Linked DNA regions of Homo sapiens: region 2 is linked to region 1. Evidence: chromatin loops called from intact Hi-C (ENCODE). Cell type or tissue: psoas muscle. All regions are shown on one strand. Each heading gives the region's core, and the rest is flanking DNA. Links, peaks and the distances in the headings are about the cores only.

Region 1 (9,149 bases), core at 672-8,671:
ATTCCCCAGGGATGCAGCACTCTACAATGACAGCCATCTTCTCCTCCGAGCAGGACCCACTTTCATCACCAGAATGCCTTTTTCCTCCCAAAATGCTAAAACAGAAACTGTGGGGGAAGGAGGCACGTGGAAGCTCACTAGATGACTTTCTTCATTGTCTGTAAGCCAGGTGTCCCTGGAGGGTCAGGGCCCACTCTCTACTCTTCCCACCTGCCAGATGGCTCCTTTGGAATTGGCAAGTCTAATTTTATAGCCAGAAGGAGGCTGCAAGGATGGAAAACTCCTGCCTTGGGGACTTTAATCCCCTTGTATCTTGCAGGATCAGGCTCCTTCCCCATAGAGCAGGGCAGATCCGTGGCCATCTTCAGGCATGGGCAGAAGAGGCTGTTGCCTACAGTGTGATTGAAGGATGGAGGCTGTTTCAAAGAGTGCCAACACCCTCCATTTCCCTTGAATCCATCTCTCCCCACTGACTATAATGCTGTTCCAAGGCCTGTCATTAGCACTTCACTCTTTGGTACCTGGATATGAATAGACTGTAGAATTCAGACGTCCCTGAGAGAGATAACAACTTAAGTAATTATCAATAAATTCTTCATGGAAAGTTACATTAACAGATGATGAGAACTGTCTTGGCTTAAGCTGCCATAAGAAAATACCATAGACTGAGTGGTTTGAACACCAGGGATTTATTTTACCACTGTTCTGGAGGTTGGAAATCTGAGATCAGGATGTCAACATGGTCAGAGTTTAGCAAGGGGTCTCTTCCTGGCTTGCAGTTGAAGTCTTCTTCCTATGTGCTCACAAAGTAGAGAGAGAGAGAGAGAGTTCTGGTGTCTTTTCCTCTTCTCATAAGGGCACTAATCCCATCATGAGGACCCCACCCTCATGACATCATCTAAATCTAATTTCCCTAAGGTCCTATCTCCAAATACCATCACAATGGGGGTTATGGCTTCTGCATATGAATTTTGGAAGGGGAGCACAATTCAGTCCAACTCAAGGACAATGCCCTGCAAGAACAAAGGGATTTACCTAAGGCTCCTGACCACAATAACAGGGCAGGTTCCTTATTTGTGCATAGTGCATCATATCCTGAAAACAGGGCCATGTGTATGGTTGTTCAGGTTGTGTGCTGCACAACCCTAGTGGTTACCAGTCACATAAGAGATGTTGTAGATTTGAAAGTTTAATATGGCCATTTTATGGCAGGTGGCTCTAATGTGTCTTATTCTAGAGAAATCAGGACATTAGGATAACTAGTCAATGGATGGCAATGAAATGTCCTGAGGAAGGGTTTCTTTTTTCTCATCTACACAAAGGCAATGTATAAGCTAGATGGGCTCTTCTGTAAAGTCTCCTTTTGAAATTCTATCTCAAGATAACTCTGTGATTAGGTATTCTGGGTCCATTTTACTGGTGAGAAGATAGATATGGGCAGGATCAAGGTAATTCGGTAGATAAGGAAGGAACTAGCGACCTGCGAAGCAAGTGCAAAACAGAGCCCTTTCCTACTGTGTTTTGGCCACTGTAGACGTGGGTCCTGTGTCTGGTTCCATCACCTTCCATGAAGATGTTCCTACTGATGGTGCTGTGCCAGGCATCCACTCCCCAGCTCAGTGCCCCTGGGAGCTTTGTTTCCTTCTGGCCACACAAGAGCCACCTGGCTCGGGAGGAAGGTGTGCTGAAAGCGGCCATCCCCAGCCCCAACTTATCCTGATGGTGGAGCTCAGAAAAGGAGGAAGTCCCTTTGGAACCTGGGGATTTCCCTTGTTGGAATCTGGGAGGTGGAGTAAGGGGAGAGGAGAGCCCCCAGAGTGGTCTCTCAGTTAAGGTCTAGCTAAAGCACCCGTGCAGAGATACGCGGAGAAATGAATGGGAGCCTCTACCTCAAACCTCAGGTAGGGGAATCCTCGGGTTCTCTTTGGAAAACAGAAATTAATTAATAAAGAATAGCATAGACTTGAAGGGCTTAGAACTTTTGTCTATCAAACTTGTGAATGAATTTTTTTAATTGAGGTATGATATACATAAAGTATACGGAACATAAATGTACAACTTGATGAATTCTTATCTGTGTAGAGACCTGCAAAATCACCACCCCTATCAAGATATCTAGTTTTTGAGCCTCCCAGGCTTCCTGATGCTCCTTTCCAGTCTCTACCCACCCCAGAGATAACCACTAGTCTGGTCCCCGTCACCAACATTAGCTTTCCCTCTTCTTGAACTTCATATAAGTGAGTGTACATAGTATGTTCTTTTTTGTGCCTGGCTTCTTTTACTCAACAAAATATCTGTGAGATTCATCCATGCTGTTGCAGGTAAAAATAGTCCATTCTTTTTTTTTTTTTTTTTTTTTTGAGATGGAATTTCGCTTTTGTCTCCCAGGCTGGAGTGCAATGGCATGACCTTGGCTCACTGCAACCTCTGTCTCCCAGGTTCAAGCAATTCTCCTGCCTCAGCCTCCCGAGTAGCTGGGATTACAGGCACACACCAGCACACTTGTTATTGTTTGAGACAGGGTCTCGCTCTGTGACCCAGGTTGGAGTGCAGTGGCATAGTCTCAGCTTACTGCAGCCTCAAGCTCCCAGAGTCAAGCAATTCTCTCATCTCAGCCTCCCGAGTAGCTGGAACTACATGCAAGCACCATCACACTCAGCTAATTTTTGTATTTTTAGTAGAGACAGGGTTTTGCCATGTTGGCCAGGCATGGTCTCGAACTCCTGACCTCAGGTGATCCACCCACCTCTGCCTCCCAAAATAGTGTGTTCTTTTTCCTTGCTGTGTGGTATTCCATGTATGAATATGCCACAAATTATTTATTCATTCTATCGTGGATAGATATTGACTTGTTTCCAGTCTGGGGCCATTAGGAATAAAGTTGGTGTGAACATTCTCATGCATGTTTTTCCATGGCCATAAGCCATCATTTCTTTAGAGTAAATACACAGCAGTGGAGTTGCTGACGCTCAGAAATGGTTTAACAGTGTGGTTAGATTATCTATAGAGCTGAGCTGATACGGAGTGGTCAGGAAGGCTTATTTCAAGTGCCCACTCCAACACTGTGTAACCTTGGGTAACTCACTTTCCCTTTCTGAGCCTTAGTATTCTTCACTAGTAAAATGGGTCTAAGAATCTATCTCTTGGCTGTGTGTGGTGGCTTGTGCCTGTAATAACAGCACTTTGGGAGGGCAAGTCAGGTGGATCACTTGAACCTAGGAGTTTGAGACCAGACTGGCAAACATGGCAAAACTCTGTCTGTACTAAAAATACAAAAGTTAGCTGGGTGTGATGGTGCTTGCATGTAGTTTCCAGCTACTTGGGAGGCTGAGGCGGGAGAATTGCTTGAGTCCAGGAGCTTGAGGCTGCAGTAAGCTGAGATTGTGCCACTGCACTCCAACCTGGGTCACAGAGCGAGACTCTGTGTCAAACAACAACAAAAAAGATTAATATCTCTCAGGTGATCAACAGGGGAGACAAGCCTTGTTGAGTGCCTTCGACAGTACCTGGCACACTTAAGAAAACGATAGTCCCTGTCTACTTTCCTTCTCCATTCATATTTCACTTGACCAAGCCCAGCCTCTCCTCAAGAAAAGGGTGGCTTAAAATCTATATCTGTGCTCATCACCCATAAGCTGGTGAGGCTCTGTAGGTGAGGAACCTCATGGTGAGGACCTTCAAAGCTGTCCCTGTGCTAGAACAATCAGCCCTCTGTGGTGGACGTGCATGGTTCATTCTGCCCAGAACAGTATTCCTCATCTTCCTAAATGCACGTGGTTCTGATGAGAGCTGCTAACCACTGGTGCCCCACCCCTGTTCCATACCCCAACTCCAGCCACAGTGATCAGCCCAGGATGGCTCACATGATGCAGGCCTGGCGAATTAGACCCTTTCCCTAGAATTTTCAAGCATGAGCTCAGAAGAGAGAGCCCTCTTCTGCCTGGCCAGAAAGTTTCCAGACGGATGTGTGTTCAGAACTGGTCATTGATCAGTTTCTCAACAACTCCGACCCGTCTACCTACAATGTGGAGAAAAATGGTGAGATGAGACTTCACACAGGGAAAAGCTGGGAAGTAGAGGAGAGAGAGGGAAAGAGGCAAAGCTTCTGACAGTTGTGTCTGTGGCTCCCGGTATTCTTTGCTGGCCTTCATCGTTATTTGGTTTCACGAGACAGTAAATCTCTCATTCTATTTAAGCTACCTTGAGTTAGATTTCTGTCAGCTGCTCCCATGACAGTTCTGACAAATATATCCTATACGGAGGGTTTAAACCAAAGCCCTCGCAGGTATTCTCCTCGCCTTTCTCAAGCTACAGGTGTAACAGCTCTCTGCTTATGAAGTAGAGGCCAGGGGTCACATATTAGGCACACAGCAGGTGTGCACCCAGCCCTGTTGTGGGCTCTGGGTGTATGGAAGGCAGGTGCATGGCCTGGGCACTGACCTTGAGCTTTGCTGCATCCGTGTACAATTTCTTATAACTGCTTTCTGATTTATGCTTCCTTCCTTGGCATGGTATTGATGAATGGAAGATTTGAAAGATTCTCTACAGCCATCTATTAACATGCCCTCAGGTAATTCAGGAAAGAAATGGTGTTCTGTTTTCAAGTGATTGAACTCCAGCCACATTTTATTTTCGGTAGCATGCCCAGATACCTAAGCAGCCACTCTGGCCTGAGCTTGGAAGTGGATGTGTTGGATGCAGGGAGATCAGCCCTGCTTGACTGCTGCCTTCCTAGGTGGTCCCTGAAAACTATAAAATTGTGTTACTAGCAGTTTTAATCCAGGGCAGGTGAGGAGCGCGAGAGGGAGTCAGACACATTGACTCTGACGCTAAGGCCCAAATAGGATTGAGGAAGGAGGGTTCTGTTCATTCCTGCTCTGGTCACCAAGGGACACCCTAATGGATGATTAGACCAGCTGCCTGGCATGGCTCCTGTGAGAGGGCTGCCCGGACACCAGCTGTTATGGATTACATCACTTGGCTCCAATTATTTGCTTCTCCTGGTACTCATGCCCTTTGCTGTGTAACTTTGCCACCATTATGTCACCTGGTGGGGTGATATACTCCATCTCTCGACTCTGGGTTTGCCATGTGACTGGCTTTGGCCAAGGAGATATTTGTGGGTAAAATACAACTGAGGCTTGAAAAGGTGCTTTCTTGAACCACTGACCTTGCCATGAGAATATGCCCAGTACAGCCTGTTGGTGGATGAGAGAACATGGAGCAGAGCCAAGTTTCTCAGTCCCGCTGGCCAAGGGTAGCTTGCAGCAGCCGATTGCTAGCCCACCTCCAGGCTCCAGGCATATGAGCAAACCTGGCTGGGATCAGAAGAACCATACAGCTAAGCCTCACCTAAATCACTGACCTACTGTGTAAATGTTCATGGTTTAAAGCCACTGAGTTTTGGGATGGTTTCTTAGATAGCATTATTGTGACAATAGATAGCAAATACAACAGCTCTAATGTAGAGATTGTCAAACCACACATTTGCAAACTAACCAGGTAGAAAAGAATGCTGAACTACTGAGAAAGCTGAGTTCATTATTTCCAGGAAACAGATTTTTGGAGAATTGCTTCTTAAGGCCTACAATAACTTAAGGTAGATGTTAAGCCATTTTCAGGTTGAGGAACATACTTACTTTAAGAAAAAAGATAAAATAAACTTGTAATTTGCTTATGGAGATAGCACTGAGAGTTACTAAATGGTTTAGAAAGAACTTTAGTTGTTAGTCATATGGAATATTTTTCTTGCCAACAGGTACAAACCCAGGCACAATTTTTCTTTTTTTATGAAAATTTTTTTGTTTCCTTTCATTTATTTACCTCCCTCTTTGAACACAGGTGCCCACTCTTTTAAGGCTGCTTGGGGTACCTCGCATAAAAAAGAAGGTAGTTAAGAAAACTAACTTAGGTTAAAATGTGGCAAACTTTTACACATTGGAACACTGGAACCAGAGTAGAATATAGAGCAAATGCTTCTTACAAAATCGTTTTGTTTTTTTCTTTTTTCTTTTCGATAAGGTCTAATTCTGTTGCCCAGGCTGGAATGCAATGGCACAATCATAGCTCTCTGCAGCCTAGAACTCCTGAGCTCAAGTGATCCTCCCACCCCAGCCTCCCAAGTAGCTAGGGCTACAGGCACATGCCATCATGCTTAGCTAGCTACTTTTTAAAATTTTTTGTAGAGATGGGGTCCTAAAATACTTGCAATAGTAAAGGAAAGGAAAAGTGGGCTTCAGGGGAACTGGAAAAAAATCTATGCTGGCCATGGTGGCATGTCCTTAAAGATTCATATTTAATCTAATAAACCCATGTGAAATTTGCCAGTGATTCTGCCTTGATGATGTCACCAGGAGCCTTGCAGAAGCAAACACAAATCTTTTCTGAGGAATATACTCTAAAGGCAGATCTCAAAGAATTTTCACAGATAAAATGCTGACAGGGCACAAGCTCACAGTTTAAAATCCCCAAACCCACAGGGAAACAAGCCACCATGAGTAAGAGTAACAAAAAATGTTTAAAAAATAGGAAGCATTGTAATAGTTTGTTACCCAGCATATTAGGGTTATTTAGAGAAACAAAACCAAAAGGATATATATAGATATACAAGAGGAGATTTATTATGAGAATTGACTGATGTGATTGTGGAGGCCAAGGAGCCCTACAAAGACGTCTGCAAGCTGGAGAACCAGGAAGGAGGTAATGTAATTTACTACAAGGCTGAAGAACTCAGGATGGGGTGGGATGGGGAGGACGGGTGTTAGTCCTTGAGTCTAAAGAAGCAGAACCAGGAGCTCCAATGTCCATGAGCAGAAGATGGATGTCTCAGCTCATGAAGCAGGGGTAGCCTGGGGGGAGTTTGCCTTTCCTCCACCTTTTTGTTCTATTTTGGGCCTTCAATGGATTAAATGATGCCCCTGCAAAATGGTGAGGGCAGATCTTCTTTACTCCGTCTATAGATTCAAGGGCTAATCTATTCTGGAAACACCCTCACAGACACAGAAAGAAAGAATGTTTACCCGCTATCTGGGCAGCCCTTAACCCAGTCAAGTTGATGCATAAATTTAACCATCACACCGAAAGTAGTATGAAAGTAGTATGTTTTATATGTTTTAAAATTAAAAGGGGACTCAAAGTGTGTCAGATCTATGAAAAACAATAAAAATGGACTGGATAATTTGCAAAAGAACTAACTATAAGTTTTATAACAAAAAATAATTGATGTAATACACTCAATGAAAAGGAGAAATAATAGCTTTCTTGGTGAAGCAAAAATATGTGAGCTGGAAGATAGCTTGGAATTGGCCCCACTGCCTAGGAAACTGGTCCCTGGAATTCAGAGTCAGTCTGGAGGCTGAGTGTTGCTGGGAGGATGGCTGGCAGCTGGGCCCAGGCCAGCAGCGCCTTGTGACATGCAGGGAGATGGGCAGATGGAAAAGCACCAGCCATTCTTCTTTCTGTATCAGCGAGGGGCAGGTATTGTGGGGACAGAGAAGTTGGGAGAGGTCTGGCCTGGCAGATAGAGCCCAGCAATAAAATAAGGGTATGTCAGAGAAGATGACCCAGAATCACACCAGCAGACACAGCTGGTGTTCTGCTTATCTACTGCTATGTGAGAAGCCACCCCAAATCATAGGGGCTTAAAACAACAATAATCATTTATTTTGTTCAGGAATCTGCAGTTTGGGCAGGAGTTGGTGGGGACAGCTTGCCTCTGCTTTACATAGCATTAGCTGAGTGACTCAACTTGGGGCTGGAAGATCACGTTCAAAGTGACTCACTTGACTGCCAAGTCATTGCTGGCTGTCAGCTTGGAACTTGATGGGCCCTCAGTTTATCTCCACATGGGTCTCTCCAAAGGCTAACTGGGCTTCCTCACAACATAGCGGCCAAGTTCCCAAAGAGAAAGGCAGGAGTGCATGACACTTGTATTAGCGTCAGAAGCTACATTTTGTCACTCTGGCTACATTTTCTGGGAAAGGCAGTCACAAAGATCTGTCCAGATTCAGAGAGGGAGTGTGAACGTTCTAAAGATCTTGCTGTACCATCTTTGGAAAACACAATTTGCTAAAGGTGATGCCAATCCAGGATCAAGTGATGGTTGGAGACCTAGATAAGTAGTCAATCAAGCTGTCATCCCTGAGCTGGGAATCAGTGGCAGAATTACAGTCCCTACTCAGGGGAGCTGACGAAGAGCAAGGCCAAGGCTGAAAGTCGGGTTTTTAGCAGATGGTATAACACAGTGGTCAAGACCAGAGACTCAGGGCCAGAGAGCCTGTGTTTGAATCCTGGCTTCACCAATTAATAGTTTATAATCTTGGGCAAGAAACTTAAAACTCTCTTTGCCTCAGTTACCCCATCTATTAAATGCGATAACAACCATACCTATCCTATAGAGTTATTGTAAGAATTTGGCAAGTTACTATAGGTAAAGAGCTCAGAACAATGCCTGGCTTGTGGCAAGGGCTGTGGGAGGGTAAACTAATATTGTTAATAGGCTCCTAATCCTTTCCTATGAAATAACCTAATAAGGGACCAAGTTGCCAAATGGTGTATCAGAGCTCAGAAGCGAGACAACCTTCCAGTCGTGGGAACTGGTACACACAGTCTAACCCCTCCAAAGCCTGCCTACCTCCCATCATCATGGATCCTGGCACCAACATTAGGGCAGGCGGAGCCCCTCCCTGGGGTGGGAGGGGGTCTGAAGAGAGAAAGGAGGTAGGGCCTGACCAGGAATCCTTGTTGAAATGAGGGCGGTGTCCTTGGAGCAGAGTGATTTGCCACACAGCTCTGGCCTGGAGGTCCTGCCAGGCTTAGAGGCAATACCAAGTCCAAACACTATAAAATTATCTGCGATGTTGTTTGAGCAGTAAAAGTGGTGAAGAGACCTGAGGCTACTTAGATACAGAACAACTGTTTTCTCCTTAATGAGCCACCATACACAGCGTTTAATTAAAACTGCAGGAGCATCCTGAGAACTTGGACCGAGGAGCGTGGAAGTTATGGTGGCAGTCATCGTGTGTCAGGGCTGGGGTGACTCCCTGAGACTGGACACAGTCACATCCTCCTCCCTGAACTCCTTTCATGTAGATCCCATGTCTACTACCATGTCTCCTGGTTCCCGGTGAACTGTCTTAATCCTTTTCCCT
Region 2 (9,149 bases), core at 677-8,676, 490 kb before region 1:
GAGAAGGAAATGAGATGATGCTTAGAAAGCACCTGTCACAGTTCCTGGTTAAGGAAAGTGAGTGATAGATTGATGGTGCTGTTATTCTTATTTCAAAACCTTCATTGTGGTAATGGGTCCCCCTACCTTTGGTCAGCTTTGTTGATTTGAAAATCTAATATCCTCACTTTGTGACGAGGGTAGACTTATCTTTTTCCAGTGTTCTTTCCCCGTCTTTTCCATCTCAGTAAATGACATCCTTGCTGTGGACTAAGTTATGTTCCCTCGAAATGTAAATGTTGAAATCCTAACCCCTAATGTGACGCTTGTGGAGACAGGATCTTTAGGAGGTAAGTAAGATGAAATGAGGTCATAAAGATGAGATCCTAATCCTATTGGACTGGTGTTCTTATAAAAAGAGGAAGAGAGGCCGGGCACGGTGGCTCACACCTGTAATCCCAGCACTTTGGGAGGCCGAGGCAGAAGGATCACAAGGTCAGGCAGTCAAGACCATCCTGGCTAACACAGTGAAACCCCGTCTCTACTAAAAATACAAAAAATTAGCTGGGTGTGGTGGCGTGTGCCTGTAGTTCCAGCTACTCGGGAGGCTGAGGCAGGAGAATCGCTTGAACCCGGGAGGCAGAGGTTGCAGTGAGCTGAGATTACACCACTGCACTGCAGCCTGGCAACAGAGTGAAACTCCATCTTAAAAAAAGAAAAAAAAAAGGTAGGGGGAAGAGAGACCAGAGTTCTTTCTCTTTCTATCATTTGAGGATGTAGTGGGAAGGCAGCCACCTGCCAGGCAGAAAGAGAGCCCCCATTAGAAATCCATCCTGCCAAGTCTTTCTTTCAGTTCTGGAGACTTCACAGGTCTTCGAGCTGGTTAGTACAACCACCGTGTGATGAGTTGGGTAAGCCAGAGATCTGGCTGCTGCTCTGATACTTCTAGTTCCCTCATGGTCCCCCATCATCCCATGCCATAGTATATTAGATCATTTCTGTCTCCAAGACATTTCTCTATCTTCTCACTTCTCTTGGTCCTTCAACATTTTTCCTATAGATTTTTTCAAATATCTGTAAGAGTAGAGAAAAAATACTTTATATCAAAGTATTTATCACCAGCTTCAACAATTATCAACATGTGGTGAATCTTGGGTAATCTATTACCTTATCCACTTCTCCACTCCAGGTTATTTTGAAACAAACCCAACACATTGTATAATTTTGCCCATAAATATGTCAGTATATTTCTGTAAAAGATATATACTCAATTTGAAAACATATATACAACTTTAGAAAAACATAACCACCTTACCATTATCGCTTCTAATATTTTAAGTAATTTCTTAAAATAAAGAAATATAAGGTCAGTGTTGATATTTTCATGATTGGCTTGAGAAAAACATATTTTTGTAAAATGTGAATCAGGATTCAAATAAGATTCATATATGGTGATTGGCTGATGTGTCTTAAATCTTTGTTATTTGTTCCTCTATGTCTTTTAATGTCCATCCAATTTCTTAATGAATAATTTGGATCATTTGCCCTGAAGAGCTTTACAGAGTCTGAATTTTGCTGATTTCCTCCCTGTGGGATAGTTTAGCAAGTTCCTGTGTCCTTTGTATTTTCTGTAAATAGGTGTGTGTGTACCTGAGCGTAGAGAAAGAAAGAGAATATTCCATGTGACTACATTTTGTTTGTTCTCTCCTTTGCAGGGATGTGAGGAGTTAGGTATATCTTTTGGTATCTAGAAAGGTTTATATTTTTCTTCTAACTGCTATCCTTAGGTAATGCCCCACTCCCAGTACCAAAATCTGTATTAGTCAGGGTTCTCTACAGGGACAGGACTAATAGGATAGATGTATATATGAAGGGGAGTTTATTAAGGAATATTGACTCACACGATCACAAGGTGAAGTCCTACAATAGGCCATCTGCAAACTGAAGAGCAGGGAAGCCAGTCCGAGTCCCCAAACCTCAAAAGTAGGGAACTGAGAGTGCAGCCTTCAGTCTGTGACCAAAGGCCTGAGAGCCCCTGGCAAACCACTGGTGTAGGTCCAAGAGTCCAAAAGCTGATGAACTTTGAGTCCAGTGTTCGCGAGCAGGAAGTATCCAGCACGGGAGAAAGATGGAGGCCAGAAGACTTAGCAAGTTGGTGCTTTCTATTCCTGCTTTTATGCTGGCAGCTGGTTAGATGGTGCCCATCCAGACTGAGAGTGAGTCAGCCTCTCCCAGTCCACTGACTCAAATGTTAATAATCTCCTTTGGCAACACCCTCACAGACACACCGAGGGACACTTCACATCCTTCAATCCAGTCAAGAAGTTGACACTCAGTATTAACCATCACAGTTACCCTTAGGTTTTGCTTATAAAAATACTTTAATTCCCAACTCCTGATGCTTCTATGGGTCTGTTGATGTATTGGTGAAATTATCTTCATCACCATGCATTTCCATTCTAGTCTCAGTTACTGCTTTTTCTCCTCTGAACAATTGCAATGGTCTCTGAACAGGCCTCCTTGCATCTACTTGGTTTCCTCCAGTCTAGGCTTCACCTGGCAGCCGGACAGATCTTTTCAAACAACGATATTCTTTTTTTTCTTTTGTTATTATTCTTTGTAACAGAGTCTCGCTCTATCGCCCATGCTGGAGTGCAGTGGCATAATCATAGTTCACTGCAGCCTCGACCTCCCAGGCTCAAGGGATCCTCCTGTCTCAGCCTTCGGAGTAGCTAGGACTACTGATGCATACCACTACACTCGGCTAATTTTTAAAAAGTTTTTGTAGAGAAGGGGTCTCCCTATGTTGACAAGGCTGGTCTTGAACCCCTGGGCTCAAGTGGTCTTCCTGCATTGATCTCCCAAAGTGCTGGGATTATAGGCGTGAGCCACTGCACCCAGCCTAAACAATCATATTTTGACACTGTCCTGGGCTTCTCACTGAACTTAGAGTGCAATGCAGATGCCCTGAGAAGGCTTCCACAGCCCTGTGTGGCTCTGCCCTACCCGCTCTGCCAGCAGCTCTCTGAGAGGCTCTCCTCTTCTGTGTCATGATTCACCACTCTGCCTTCTCCCTGTTTCCCACCCCAGGCCCTCTGTGCAGCCTGGTCCTTCTGCCTGGAGCATTTCCACCCAGTATTTGCTTGGCTGGCTCCTTCTGTCTCTGCAGCAATCACCCTGAATAGCTCTTCCTCAGGGCGGCCTACTCTGGCCTCTTCCCCTGTGATATGTCCCTCGCCACTCCTCTCCCGCAGCAACCTCTTTTCCTTCATGGCCTCTGCCATGACTCAGACTGCTAACTTCCATTTGTGTGTATGCTTATTTCGTATTTGCCTTTCAAGGACAGTACATTTGTCCTTGAGTAATCTTACAACTATATTCTTAGCATCTAACATAGGGGTTGAAACACAGGAAATGTTCACTAAAAATTTGATAATCCATTGATCTAAACGACGTGACAAGAGATGGGAGCAGCAGCTGGAATACAAACAGAGCCATGGGAAGGCATGGATTCCAGCCCTTTGGGGAAATTTCTCTTCCCCTGGTCCCTCCTGATGGTGGTAGGGAGGGCTGGCCAGGAACAAGTGTAGGGAGGGCCAGGTGCATGGTGAGGCATGAGGGCTTGGGGGATATACTGGTGTCCACTCTAAGAGGAGGGTATGAGTGCACATAGTTTATTGGGAGGTGAAGGAAACCCCAGGAGGAGAGCGGGTAAGTGGGACAATACCTGGAAGCCTCAATAAGGGAGCCTCATCAAGTCAGCCATCCCTTTGGGCGTGGGGGCTTAGTCCCACAGGGGAGCTCTGGGAGCCAGCATGTCAGAGCTGGGGTAGGGAACAGGGCATTTATCCCCAGACACCTCTGGCCTGCAAACAGATGGCAAAGTGGGCTCAAGTGGACAGAAAAAGTACTCAGGAGAGGATACACGGATGGGGTCAAGTCAGAAGATCTGGGCAGAGCACTGACAGCACCTGCACACCTGGAAACATTTGCTACCTCATGAACCTGGCACTGGGTGATGCAAAATTACCCAGATACCGTCCCTTCCCCTGACTGCAGACAGACATCCTGACAGAGATCAGACAGGTGGCCATGGAAAGAGTTAATCCCATTGCAGGCAGCAGAGGCCTTGCATCCTGCAGATGAGCCTTCTGCGTGTGCAGATGACAGGTCAGGGAAGTCCGCATCTCATGCCCACCTAATCCAGGCTCTTTGGGGTGGGTTAGGGCACCTGCTACATGAAAGAGCGGGATGACAAGAGTGACACAGCACTTTTCCCCTCTCAGACCACTTTCACATCTATGACCTGTTCCTGCCTTACAACCGTTCCAGCAGTGGGTGGGAAGAAATTATCCCCCTCCTTTTATAGAGGAGGGAACTGAGGCAGAAGGGAGAAGTGACTCTGCTGTGGTCTGTCCAGAGCTGGGGAGGGGCAGGCCTGACCCCTTGCCCTAGCTTCTTTCTTGGAGGTGAGCATTTGTGTGGGTGAAGCTCTTTTGCCAAAAGTTATGGGTACAGGGAGGAGAGTTCAGATCCCAGTGAGAATTCTGTGGCACTTTTTCCAAACTGGCCAGGCAGGCGACATTCTTAGGAGCAGCCACAAGATGGCAGAGAGGCCGCACACTGCACATTGGGTTTCCTTGGGGGCCAGGGGAAGCAGCCCAAGATGAGGGTCTGCTGAACATCCCTGAAGACCCTTGAGGATTCCTAGAGGGCTGGCTGGGAGTAAAGGAGGAAATGCACGGGGAAGCGAGAAAGTGGAAATTCTGCCAACTACTTACTGTGTGACCTTGGGCAAGTCACTTGCCCTCTCTGGGCCTCAGGCTCCTCCTTTGTAATCTAGGGTATTTGGACTTACAGCAGAATATTAGTCTTTTCCAGTTCTGGCACTGAAGGAGGTATGACCATGGAGGCACCTTGGTATCTGAGCTCCCCCTCTGGCTGTGAGGCTGGAGGCTGGGAGACAATCAGAGGTGGTTGGAGCATGATCGAGAAAACAGTAGCCTGACTGATGATTTCAGAGCAGGGTGAGGAAGGGACAGGAGGGAGAACTTTGGGAAGACACAGAGCAGAATGTGGGGAGTAAGGAATTAGGCACCCGAGGCAGGGGCTGTATCTGTTCATCCCTCTGTGCATAATTCTCAGCTTCAAGGTTCAGAAAACCACCTTTACTTTGGGTGTCCACCCACTGCACACACATCTTAGCTCATTGGCCTGTTTTCTTTCTTTTATAGCTGCTATCCCTTTCTGAATTTATTTGCTGATTTATGTGCTTATTTCTGTCTCCTCCCCTGGAATGTAAGCTCCATAAAGGCAGGGACTTTGCCTTCTTGTTTATTCTGGATTCTTAGCAACTAGAACAGTTCCTGGGAAAAGCAGTTGCTCAATAGGCAGCTGTTGAATGAATGAATGAATGAATGGACACCTGAATGGTGAAGTAGACAAAGCCCTGAACTGGGAGTCAGAGTGCTGGGGCCTAACCCTAGAAATGTGCTGTGTGATCTTGGGGAAACCTCTTCTCCTTTCTGGGTTTCAGTTTCCTGATTCTTAAAATAAGTTGTTTGAGTTCCCTGATCAAGTGTCTTAAATATTTAGAAGCAGAAGTTCCTTCTCCTCTAATTCTCAAGTCCTAGGGTTCAGTTAATCCAGTCAATCACCCATCATTGTTTACTTTCCCCTCCAAGACCAGCAGCCAGCTGATGAAGAAAGCTCTTGGCAGGGAAGTCTTTCCTCATTCAGTGAACATTCCTGGGTGCCTACTTTGTGTGAGGCTCTGCTCTAGATGCTGGAAGTCCAGAGGAGACCAAGTCAGATGTGCATACTGACCTCTTATATTCTGGTGGGCAAAGGTAAAAAATTGTGGGTCTTCTCCCTTCATTCTTAAAGGTAGAAAAGGCCAAGCTTTAAAGAAGGCAAACACTCTAGGCTCAGAGTTATTCAAAAGGAAGACCCTCTAATATTAGGAAGATGGGGCTTGTGGGACTAGGGCCTCCAGAGATGCCTGTGGACCTGTCTCTAGGGAACATAATGGGTGGGTGAATCTGAGTTTCAGCCCTCACAACCTCTGTTGTGGCTGTCCCAGACCTGGTCACTGGGAAATACAGTCAGGTCTGTGCTTGGTGTGCCCCACCCATCTCATTAGAACATCCCAGCCCTGTGTCCCTTTTCTTCAGTGCTTTGCCTTTGTTGAGGGATTAATCTCAATAGACGAACAGGGTAGAGCCAAGTCATGATGGGCTGAGTATGATTTACCCTCCAAAAAGAGAAGCTGAATTTAATTACCAAGTAAACTCGAAAGAGGTGACTCTAATGGTAAAATTTCAGGCCCATTGACAGGTTTGGGGAGAAAGATAAGCTGTACCTCCTTTAGTCAGTTGCCTGTAATGACCCCAACTTCCCCTCCCCTTGGGCTTGAGCACATAGGTCTCAAAGCTTCTCTAGAAACTCATACTCCAAGTGCAGGCAGAGGCTGCCACATGGGCCTCATCCAGGAGCTTCTTAGGGATGCCCAGCCCCCTCCCCCCACTGCCCCCGCCCAACCAGACCTCCTAAACCTAAACCAGACTTGAAGTTGACTTTAAGGGAACTTGTGTGCACACTTGGATTTGAGAGCACTGGGCTGAAATGCCCCTTGTTCCCCAGAATGATGCCTGTTCCTGTGAACAGTTTGCTTTCCATGGCAACCCCTGCATGACCACTGCCTCTCTCTGCATTCCCTTTGCAGGGCCACACTAGTTTCTCATTAGGAGGCAGAAGAAGGAGAGGCATCAGGATGCCTGGCTAAATAAGAAGGCTGAGACTTGTTATCGTAATGAGCCAAAGAAGCTCCCTGAAGGAGCGGCCCTGTGTGCAGGGTGGGCTGGATAATGGGGTCCTCCTCAGAGGTGGGAATTCTCTCTTCATCAGTCTAGCATTTGTTTCAAAGGAAATTAGGCCATGAAATAGCATTTGCACTGTTCTACTATATATATATATATATATATGTATGTATATAGACAGAGATCTCTCTCTCTCTGTCAGTCACTCACTCTCTCACTCGCTCTATTATGGGTGCTGGATCCCTTCCCTTGGCTCTCTCAGATCCACGCTCCCCCCTCTCCACCCACTCTCTGCCCTTGGAGGCTTGCCTGTGTGGACTGCATCAACCTACTTCCTGCCCTCTGGCTTCCTGATGGCCCAGCCAATGGGAGAAAAGGAGAGTGAGGCCAGCATTCGTGCCCTCCCTGCCAAGCTGCTACATCTCCCTACTGAGGTGACTCTTCTCCCCAGGCAGCGCTCCCACAAGACCTTTAGGCCTTCGAGGTCCTGGCAACTGCTCCCTCCCTCCCCTCACCCCTTCCTGTCGGGGGTGTTAACTGCACCCACTGAGGCTAGCCCCAGGTGTTGCACCCTACCTTGCTGGTTTCCTTAAACCCTGCCCCACACCTTGTAAACTCCTTCTTCAAACTCTCCTCACTTTCCTCCCCCAGTGAGCCATCTATTCCCTGATGGGTTTAATATGCCTGGGAAAAAGACCGGAAGGACATAAACCAAGCTAGAACTGCAGCCACGTTTCCCTTTCTGTTATGACCTGTGTGTCTCTGAGCTTCCAGCGACGCCCGCCGCTTCCTTTCCTTCAGGCCTCATGAATGCTGTAGGCTTTTGGAAAGGGTGGAAGCCAACTGCATTGCATCCCTAAGCATTTGTCTCCTTCCATGTTCCAAGTACAGAAGGGTCCACAGCCCAGCTGGCCCCAGGGGCAGTGGGGTGGGCAGGGCAGGAAGGGTCACTGGGAGGGACTTCAGTCAGCACCATGATGATTCTCCCACTCTGGGATCAGTCTATCCAGAGGCCCCGTCATGGCACCAGACACTGAAATGATGACCTTCTGTGATTCACTCCTCCGGGAAGGGAGACCTTCCAGAGGGTCTTGGTGTAGGCAGCCATCAAGGGCTCTCTTCTGTCCCAACTCCCCTTTTGCTCCCTCCCAGTCTCCCTCCTGCCACCCTCTCTTCACTTAGGCCATTGCCACTTCCTGCTTGCTGCTCCTCAGACACACCAAGCACACGCCCTTCCATTCCTTAGTCTTGTTATTCCCTCTCTGTAGACTGCTATTCTTCCAGACATCCTCAGGGCTTCTCCTCATTGCCTCAGTCTCTGGGCAGATACTACCTTAATCAGAGAGGCCTTCCTTGGCCATCCAAGACACCATTGCCCACTCCCATCACTTTCTGCTAGGCACAGACAAGGCACTCAGCAAAGTTTTGTTAGTGAATGAATGAATGAATGAATGAATGCTCTTTCGGTCACCTTAGGAAGTCAGGACTACATGGGGTGGGAAGTGGCTCCAAACACCTGCCAGCACTCAGTGAGGGGGCTGGTCCCCTCCAGAATTAGTCCGGCATGGCAGTTCCACTTTGCACGTCTGCTAAAAATTATCATGTCCCCACCCAGGCACAAATGTCTAATGCCTATTGATGGAAAAGCCCCGTCTCTGTGAGGGGCCCCTAGAGTCACTCCTAGGAATAGGGCTCTTCCTTTATTTCTGTAGGCACAGGCGTTTTCTAGACCTTGGGAATGCCAACCCCCTTTGCTCAAGTGTGTGGAGTTGCCTGTAGGGATCATGCCCTCAACCGGAAGGCTATGTCCTGAGATAGATTTCTCCAAGAAGAGTTGCAGACCAGGCCACTAATACCTTAGGGAGTTACAGTCATGGGTTCTAATCCTGGCATGGCTATTAACCAGCTGTGTGGGTTTGGGCAAATCACTTTCTCTCTCTAGTTATTAGTGTTTGCATTTCTCAGGGAACTTCAGGCCCTAAAAAATTAGGAATCCAGGGCTCCAGAGTCTGGCTATAGTACCTAGACTTGAATAGCTTAGGAAATAAGCTGGACTTGGAGATGTTCTGTAGTTTGGGGTCTGTCATCATTCCTAATGATTTAGTCCTTCCCAGTCAAAATCTCTCTGCATTATTCCCCAGGACATCCCCCTTCTTTCATTTCCTGCCCTTGCCCCCTTCCAGATCTCCTCTGGGTCTTTGTACATGCTAATCCACCGTCCCCAAATGCTCATCCTTTCTTGCCCTGCAGAGTCTATAGCAGACACATCTGAGGCTCACCTGCCATCCCATCAGCCCTTATTCTTTAAGCACATATACATGGACCCAATGCTTCTTTGTAGCACCTGCACCT

Evidence for each region. Hi-C counts contacts between places; a loop is a spot of excess contacts. Peaks named below come from ENCODE experiments on the same cell type or tissue, not always from the same donor. Only the 100,000 strongest peaks of a DNase experiment are listed, where the experiment ranks them.
Region 2: a loop joins it to region 1, with 1.8 times the contacts of the local background. A loop is called at or near these places in 2 of 110 quality-filtered maps.

The regions. Positions count from the first base shown.
Region 1 is chr6:40,311,068-40,320,216 of GRCh38, reverse strand. No RefSeq gene overlaps it. Among named protein-coding and RNA genes, the nearest start is that of LINC00951, 40 kb to the left of the region's middle. In psoas muscle, for the core only: no CTCF peak of the experiment used is centred there; a DNase peak (open chromatin) is centred at 4,936; H3K27ac peaks cover 1,080 bases.
Region 2 is chr6:40,800,631-40,809,779 of GRCh38, reverse strand. All of the region lies in intron 1 of LOC105375053 (a long non-coding RNA gene), which reads left to right. Among named protein-coding and RNA genes, the nearest start is that of LRFN2, 220 kb to the right of the region's middle. RefSeq lists an enhancer at 5,399-5,598. In psoas muscle, for the core only: a CTCF peak has its summit at 4,586 (motif pointing right); DNase peaks (open chromatin) are centred at 2,177 and 7,139; H3K27ac peaks cover 800 bases.